Regions from separate parts of the Homo sapiens genome. Here region 1 is linked to region 2. A link is an interaction called in ENCODE POLR2A ChIA-PET data of the cell type or tissue named here. Cell type or tissue: PC-3. All regions are shown on one strand. Each heading gives the region's core, and the rest is flanking DNA. Links, peaks and the distances in the headings are about the cores only. Region 1 overlaps CNN1 (calponin 1). Region 2 has its middle 33 kb from the start of ZNF627.

Evidence for each region. Peaks named below come from ENCODE experiments on the same cell type or tissue, not always from the same donor. Only the 100,000 strongest peaks of a DNase experiment are listed, where the experiment ranks them.
Region 1: POLR2A ChIA-PET joins it to region 2 with 5 read pairs; 4 of 35 experiments call an interaction of 5 or more read pairs at or near these places.

What each region holds. Positions count from the first base shown.
Region 1 is chr19:11,543,319-11,547,705 of GRCh38, reverse strand. CNN1 (calponin 1) reads right to left here. Exons shown (of 7, transcript NM_001299.6): 3 at 965-1,031; 4 at 737-874. Among named protein-coding and RNA genes, the nearest start is that of CNN1, 6.7 kb to the right of the region's middle. In PC-3, for the core only: no CTCF peak of the experiment used is centred there; a DNase peak (open chromatin) is centred at 1,625.
Region 2 is chr19:11,628,376-11,632,762 of GRCh38, reverse strand. No RefSeq gene overlaps it. Among named protein-coding and RNA genes, the nearest start is that of ZNF627, 33 kb to the right of the region's middle. In PC-3, for the core only: no CTCF peak of the experiment used is centred there; no DNase peak of the experiment used is centred there.

The DNA of each region.
Region 1 (4,387 bases), core at 79-4,078, 85 kb after region 2:
AGTCTCGCTCTGTTGCCCAGGCTGGAGTGCAGTGGCGTGATCTCAGCTCACTGCAAGCTCCGCCTCCCGGCTTCACACCATTCTCCTGCATCAGTCTCCCTAGTAGCTGGGACTACAAGCGCCTGCCACCATGCCCGGCTAATTTTGTTTTGTAGTTTTAGTAGAGACAGGGTTTCACCATGTTAGCCAGGATGGTCTCAATCTCCTGACCTTGTGATCCACCTGTCTCGGCCTCCCAAAGTGCTGGGATTACAGGCGTGAGCCACCGTGCCCGGCCAACACTGTTTTTTGTTTTTTGTTTTTTTTTTTTTGAGACGGAGTCTTGGCTCTGTCACCCAGGCTGGGCAGTGGCACGATCTCGGCTCACTGCAGACTCCGCCTCCCGGGTTCAAGCGATTCTCCTGCCTCAGCCTCCTGAGTAGCTGGGATTACAGGCATGCGTCACCACGTCCAGCTAATTTTTGTATTTTTAGTAGAGACGGGATTTCACCATGTTGGCCAGACTGGTCTCAAACTCCCGGCCTCAAGCAATCCGCTCACCTTGGCCTCCCAAAGTGCTGGGATTACAGGTGTGAGCGACCGCGCCCGGCCCCCTTGGACGCTGTTGACAGCACCTGCTCCCCGATCCCTGCCCCCCGCTCCGCCACCTTCACTGGGCTCAGGAGCACAAGTGGCCACACCTGCATCCCAGCCCAGGCTGCCCACCACCCCCTGCCCAGCCTGCAACCACACTCACCATGCTGGCCAAAGCCAGGAGGGTGGACTGCACCTGTGTATGGTTGGTGTTCTCAAACAGGTCGTTGGCCTCAAAAATGTCGTGGGGCTTCACCCCATACTTGGTGATGGCCTTGATGAAGTTGCCGATGTTCTCCAGCTAGAGGGGGGCAGGTGGTGGTCACTGGGTGGGGAGGGGAGGTCTGAGGGGCTTGCGGGCAAGGATGGAAGAGATTGTGTCTGGGCTCACCTGGTGCCAATTTTGGGTTGACTCATTGATCTTCTTCACGGAGCCTGGCTGCAGCTTATTGATGAATCTGAGAAGAGTGGGGAAGGGGTAAGAAAGGTGTCCCCCCAGGGTTGGGCACGGTGGCTCACGCCTGTAATCCCAGCACTTTGGGAGGCCAAGGCGGGTGGATCACGAGGTCAGGAGAGCGAGACTATCCTGGCCAACATGGTGAAACCCCATCTCTACTAAAAATACAAAAATTAGCCAGGCGTGGTGGCACATGCCTGTACTCCCAGCTACTCAGGAGGCTGAGGCAATCACTTGAACCCAGGAGGCGGAGGTTGCAGTGAGCTGAGATTGCAGCACTGCATTCCAGCTTGGGGACAGAGCGAGACTCCGTCTCAAAAAAAAAAAAAAAAGAAAGAAAGGTGTCCCCCACTCCCGCTCTCCAGCCCAGCCCAGCAGGAGGAGGGTGACGGGATGACCACAAGGGGCCATGCCATACCCTAGCGTCACTTCTCCCTGCAGTCAGCTCTCAGCTGCAGCCCCTCCAAACCACCCAAGCACACACACAAATGGGACACTGATGCCAAGGAGCTAGACTCAGGTCCCAGTCAGAAAGCCTGCTTATCCAAGGTGTGTCCGAGTCTCTGGGATCTCCGAAGCCTCACTGGCAGGCGTGTCTCAGCATCCTTTTCTCTTGTAGACAGCAGGAAGCCCACAAGGGCCTCTTCTCTGACTCACTCCTTTAATGATCTCGCCTCTTTTTTCTTTTCTTTTCTTTTTTTTTTCTTTTTGATGCAGGGTGTGGCTTTGTCGCCCAGGCTGGAGAGCAGTGGTGCAATCACAGCTCACTGCAGCCTCAACTTCCCAGGCTCCAGCGATCCTCCCACCTCAGCCTTCCGAGTAGCTGGGATCACAGGTGCGCACCACCATGCCTGGCTTTTTTTTTTTTTTTTTTTTTGGTAGAGAGGGGGTTTCACTGTATTTGTATTGCCCAAGCTGGTCTTGAACTCCTGGGCTCAAGCGATCCTCCTGCCTCAGCCTCCCAAAGCGCTGGGATTACAGGCATGAGTGACAGCACCTGGCCTCATTCAGTGTCTTGACTTTAAGTGCCTCCATATGCCAGCAACTCCCTCATCTCCCTGCAGCTTGGGTTTCTTACCATCTCATTCAGCTCTCTCCATGGGTGCCTGGGTGTCTCAAATCAAACTCACCCTGCTCCAGACTCCTGACATGCAGCTTCCCCCTCCAGACTCCCCCCTCCCTCCACCTTCCCTGCCTAGCAGTGCCCCCTTCTAGGTGCTCAGCCAGAGCCCTTGGACTTGCCCCCAACTCCCCCTTTCTCCTTCTCTCAGCCTCATGTCCAGTCCCTCCAAAGTTCTTTGGCTCTGCCTTTTAATGAGTCCAGAAAACCACCCACTGCTCCCCGCCACCTCCACCTGGGTCTCAGCCACCAGAGTCTGTTTCCTGGCCTCTTGTAATGAGCTCCCAACTTCCACTTCATCCCCTACAGACCCACCCTTCTTCATCCAGCAGCCAGAATTTTTTTTTTTTTTTCCGAGATGGAGTCTTGCTCTGTCACTCAGGCTGGAAGGCAGTGGCGGGATCTCGGCTCACTGCAACCTCTGTCTCCTGGGTTCAAGCAATTCTCCTGCCTCAGCCTCCTAAGTAGTTGGGATTACAGGTGCCTGCTACCATGCCCAGCTAAATTTTGTGTATTTTTAGTAGAGACGCGGTTTCACCATGTTGGTCAGGTTGGTTTCGAACTCCTGACCTCAAGTGATATGCCCACCTCAGCCTCCCAAAGTGCTGGGATTACAGGCATGAGCCACTGCCCCTGGCCCAGAATGGCCTTTTTTAAACAGTTCAAGTTACCGTCCAGTTCCAAATCCTCCAGGAGCCTCCCATTGCCTTCAGAATGAAATCCTAAGTCCTCTGCCTAAAATGCCCTCTGTAGAACTGGGCACAGTGGCTCACACCTGTAATCCCAGTGCTTTGGGAAGCCGAGACAGGAGGATGGCTTGAGCCTAGGAGTTTCAGATCAGCCTGGGCAACATGGTGAGACCCGTGTCTCTACAAAAAAAAAAAAAAAAAAAACCCGAAAACTTCACCGGGCGTGGTGATGTGTGCCTGTAGTTCCAGCTACTGAGGAGGCTGGGGCTGAAGAGGCTGGGGTGGGAGGATCAGTTGAGCCTAGGAAGTCGAGGCTGTAGTGAGCTATGATTGCACCGCTGTACTCCAGCCCGGGCACCAGAGCAAGACTCTGTCTCTAAATAAATAAATGAAATAAAATGCCCTCCACCATCTGACTCTCAGTTCACTCTGCGACTTCATCTCCACTTCTGCTCAATCATTTGGTGCTCGTCACGCCAGCCTCCTTCTTGTTTCTTGAACACCCCAAGCACGATCCTACCTCACGCCTTTGCACTGGTGGCCCCCTCTGCTTTGCCTCAGGTCCCCTGAGCCCTCCCTCACTTCATCTAAGGTTCTGTTCAAATGTCACCTCTTCAGAGAGGCCTCCCAGACCACTCTCTAGGAAACTGCAGACTCTCCACCCGCAGACATATACCTGACCCTCCCATCTTCCCTTCCGCTTGAGTTTTCCCCAGGACACTTACGACCACAAATCTGTGATTATTTGATCAATTATATGATTGATCTCCTCAACTGGACTAAAAGTCCTTGAGCTCTGAGTCGAGTCTGTTCTGTTCACTGTTCCCAGTGCCTAGGCCAGAGCCTGGCACACAGCAGGAACTCATAAATGCTTCTTTTGTGAATGAATGAATGAATGAATGAGTGAATGACCGGAGTGCGTGGGTGACTGCACTACACTCTTTTTTTTTTTCTTATACTTTAACTTCTGGGGTACATGTGCACTATGTGCAGGTTTGATACATAGGTATACATGTGCCATTTTGGTTTGCTGCACCCATCAACTCGTCATTTACATTAGGTCTTTTTTTTTTTTTTTTTTTTTGAGACGGAGTCTCGCTCTGTCACCCAAGCTGGAGTGCAGTGGTGGGATCTCGGCTCACTGCAAGCTCCGCCTCCCGGGTTCACGCTATTCTCCTGCCTCAGCCTCCCGAGTAGCTGGGACTACAAGCGCCTGCCACCACGCCCGGCTAATTTTTTGTATTTTTTTTAGTAGAGACAGGGTTTCACCGTGTTAGCCAGGATGGTCTTGATCTCCTGACCTCGTGATCCGCCTGCCTCAGCCTCCCAAAGTGCTGGGATTACAGACGTGAGTCACCGCGCCCGGCCCACTCTTTTATTATTATTATTATTATTATTATTATACTTTAAGTTCTAGGGTACACATGCACAACGTGCAGGTTTGATACATAGGTATACATGTGCCATGTTGGTTTGCTGCACCCATCAACTTGTCGTTTACATTAGTTTTTTTTTTTTTGAGACAGGGTTTCACTGTTGCCCAGGCTG
Region 2 (4,387 bases), core at 87-4,086:
CCATTTGCAAGCTACTAATAAAGACATACCCAAAACTGGAAAGAAAAAGAAGTGTAATTGGGCTTACAGTTCCACATGGCTGGGGAGGCCTCAGAATCATGGTGGGAGGCAAAAGGCACTTCTTACATGGTGGTGGCAAGAGAAAATGAGGAGGAAACAAAAGCGGAAACCCCAGATAAATCCATCAGATCTTGTGAGACTTAGTCACTATTGTGAGAATAGCATGGGAAAGACCAGCCCCCATGATTCAATTACCTCCCCCTGGGTCCCTCCCATAACACCTGGGAATTCTGGAAGACAGAATTCAAGTTGAGATTTGGGTGGGGACACAGCCAAGCCATATCAAATCACATCAGGATAAATCAGGTATTCATCACCTCAAGCATTTATTGTTTCCTTGTGTTACAAACAATCCAATTATACTCTTTTATTTTTAAATGTAAAATAAATTATTGTTGACTGTAGTCACCCTGTGTGCTATCAAATACTAGATTTTATTCATTCTAAGTATAATTTTCTACCCATTAACCACCCCTATTTTCCTGCCTCCTCCACTACCCTTCCTAGCCTCTGGTAACCATTCTTCTGCTCTTTATCTCCATGAGTTCAATTGTTTTATTTTTAGCTCCCAGAAATTAGTGAGAGCATGTGAAGTTTGCCTTTCCGTGCCTGGTTTATTTCACTTAACATAATGACTTCCAGTTCCATCCATGATGTCGCACATGACAGGATCTCAGTCTTTTTCATGGCTGAATAGTACTCCACTATGTATATGTACCACATTTTCTTTTCATTTCTTTTCTTTTCTATTTTGAGATGGAGTCTCACTCTGTCACCCAGGCTGGAGTGCAGTGGTGCGATCTCGGCTTACTGCAAGCTCCGGCTCCTGGGTTCACGCCATTCTCCTGCCTCAGCCTCCTGAGTAGCTGGGACTGCAGGTGCCCTCCACCACGCCCGGCTAATTTTTTTTGTATGTTCAGTAGAGACGGGGTTTCACCATGTTAGCCAGGATGGTCTCGATCTCCTGACCTCGTGATCCGCCTGCCTCGGCCTCCCAAAGTGCTGGGATTACAGGTGTAAGCCACCGTACCCAGCCAATATGTATCACATTTTCTTTATCGATTCATCTTTTGATGAACATTTAGGCTGCTTCTGAATCTTGGCTATTGTGAATAGTGCTGCAATAAACATCAGAGTGCAGAAAGCTCTTCGATATGCTGATTTCCTTTCTTTTTGGAATACACCTAGCAATGTGATTGCTGGATCATAGGGTAGTTCTAATTCCAGATTTTTGAGGAGCCTCCAAACTGTTCTCCACAGTGGCTTAGTATTTTACATTTCCACCAACAGTGTACAAGGGTCTCTTTTTTTCACATCCTTGCCATCATTTGTTATTACCTCTCTTTGGGATAAAAGCCATTTTAATTGCGGTGAGATGATGTGGTATTGCTGTTGTCTTTTCACTTCTCTGATGATGTGGAGCACCTTTTCATATGTCTGATTTTCATTTTTATGTCTTTTTTTGAGAAATGTCTATTCAGATATTTTGCCCATTTTTAATTTGAATTATTAGACTTTTTTTCCTATTGAGGTATTTGAGCTCCCTCTATATTGTTTATTAATCCCTTGTCAGATGGATTGTTTGCAAATGTTTTCTCCCATTTTGTGGGTTGTCTCTTCACTTTGTTGACTGTGACTGTTTCTTTTGCTGTACAGAAATTTTTTTTTGTTTTTTTTTCTGAGACAGGGGTTTGCTCTGTCTCTCAGGCTGGAGTGCAGTGGTGCCATCTTGACTCACTGCATCCCTGACCTCCTGGGCTCAAGTGATTCTCCCACCTCAGCCTCCCAAGTAGCTGGGACTACAGGTGCATACCACCACACCTGGCTAATCTTTTGTATTTTTTGTAGAGATGGGATTTTTTCATGTTGTCTTGAACTCCTGGGCTCAGCCTCTGAAAGTGCTGGGATTACAGGCATGAGCTACTGCGCCTGGCCTATTCTTCCCTCTCCTTTCCTCCAGCAGCAGGAATCTCTCCCCATAGCCACCACAGGTAGAAAGGTGCTGGGTCACACCTGAAGCCAGTACAGCTCTAAGTCTTACCCAAGGCCCATACAAGTACAGCCTGGCTACCCCTGCTGATCACTCAGGGCCCAGGGGTTCAGAAGGTGATGAATTCTGCCAGGACTGGGTCCTTCTTTTCAAGGCAGTAGGTTCCCTTCTGGCCCAGGGTGTATCTAGAAATGTCCAGGAGCTAGGGCCTGGAATAGAGGCCTCACGCCTCTGCCTGGTGCCCTATTATACTGTTGCTGAGCTTGCATCCAAGTTGCAATATAAGTCCTCTTTACTCTCCCCTTTCTTCTCAAGTAGAAGGAAGTAGTCTCTCCCTGAGCTGCTGGCTGTACTGCCTGGGGTCAGGAGAGTGGTGGCACAAGTATTCCCTTTGCCACCCCAGCTAGTGTCTCACTAGGTCATGTGCACACCAAGTCCGCTGGGTCCAAGCCCACCCAACACCAAGACTTACACAGGAATTGCAGTCCTTGTGATCCTGACTACCTTTCAAGTTTCTTCAGGACACCAGAACATTTTAGCCCACGGTGACAGGGCTTGCCAGAACTCAGGTTCTGGCAATTGGGATGGACAATTCAACTCTGGCTAAGGCTGATCTAAACGCTCCCTCCATGGGCACTGGCTGAGTTCTGCCCCATATTGCTTTCTGCTAATGACAGGGCAGCACTGAGTTCCAATGCAAAGTGCCACAATCACTGCGCTCTCCCTCTCCCAAGCTTACAGATTCACTCTCTATGCCATTTGGCCTCTGCGAGAGGATGGGAAAGTGGTGGCATAGGCAATTCAAGGCTGCTTTCCCACCCTCTTCCGTGCCTCTTTACTTAATATAAGACCAGGCACTGTGATTGCACAGCTGATGTTTGGTTCTTCTTCTTCTTCTCCTCTTTCTTCTCCTTTCTTCTTCTTCTTCTTCTCCTTCTCCGTCTCCTTCTTCTTCTCTTTTTTGATACAGAGTCTCACTCTGTCACCCAGGCTGGAGTGCAGTGGCACGATCTCGGCTCACTGCAACCTCCACCTCCCGGGTTCAAGCGATCCTCCTGCCTCAGCCTCCTGAGTAGCTGGGATTACAGGTGCACACCACCATGCCCAGCTAATTTTGTATTTTTTACTAGAGACGGTGTTTCACCATATTGGCCAAGCTGGTCTTGAACTCCTGACCTCGTGATTTGCCTGCCTCAGCCTCCCAAACTGCTGGGATTACCGGTGTGAGCCACTGCGCCCAGCCTAAGTTACTTTTTGTGTGGATAGCTGTTCAATTTGGTGTTCTTGTTGGGGGAACAATCACTGGAGGGTTCTATTTGGCCATCTTGCTCCTCCTGCTTCTGTATCACTTTTGACCATGGTTTTACCTATATGGTAGGTAAAAGATCCAGCCAGGTGTGATGGCTCACGCCTGTAATCCCAGCACTTTGGGAGGCTGAGGCGGGAGGATCACCTGAGGTCAGGAGTTCGAGACCAGCCTCAATATGGAGAAACCCCGTCTCTACTAAAAATACAAAATTAGCCGGGCATGGTGGTGCATGCCTGTAATCCCAGCTACTCGGGAGGCTGAGGCAGGAAAATTGCTTGAACCCAGGAGGCAGAGACTGCAGTCAGCCAAGATCACGCCATTGTACTCCAACCTGGGCAACAAGAGTGAAACTCTGTCTCAAAAAAAAAAAAAAAAAAAAGAAAGAAACTCAGGGAGACAGACAGTAAGTGAAAGGAAAGAATAAAATAACCTCTGCTCACATTTGAAATTATTAAGTTCTTTTCAATAAAATTTCATGCTGTAGTAAATGAACTGGATGTAATTTTTTGGTACAGGAATGAATTCACAAATTTTTCCTTGAAAATAAAAATGTTTTCAACCTAAGGTCATTTATCCTAAAAATTGTTCTTTTTGACTTTGCTTTATTAAAAACTGCAAATATAAAACATCTCAGGTGTGGTTACTCATGCCTGTAATCCTAGCACTATGGGGGGCCTAGATGGGATGATCGCTTAATGCCAGGAGTTCCAGACCGGCCTGGTCAACATACTAAGGCTCCATCTCTATTTTTTTTTTTTTAACGTATATCTAAAAAGGCAATTTTCACATCTCAAGAACGGAAGCACTTCTGAGGCTGGGCACAGTGGCTCATACCTGTAATCCCAGCACTTTGGGAGGCCACAGCAGGCGGATCACATGGGGTCTGGAATTTGAGACCAGCCTGGCCAACATGGTGAAACCTCATCTCTACCAAAAATTCAAAAATTAGTCAGGAGTGGTGGCACACGCCTATAATTCCAGCTACTCAGGAGACTGAGGCACGAGAATCGCTTGAATCTGGTAGGCGG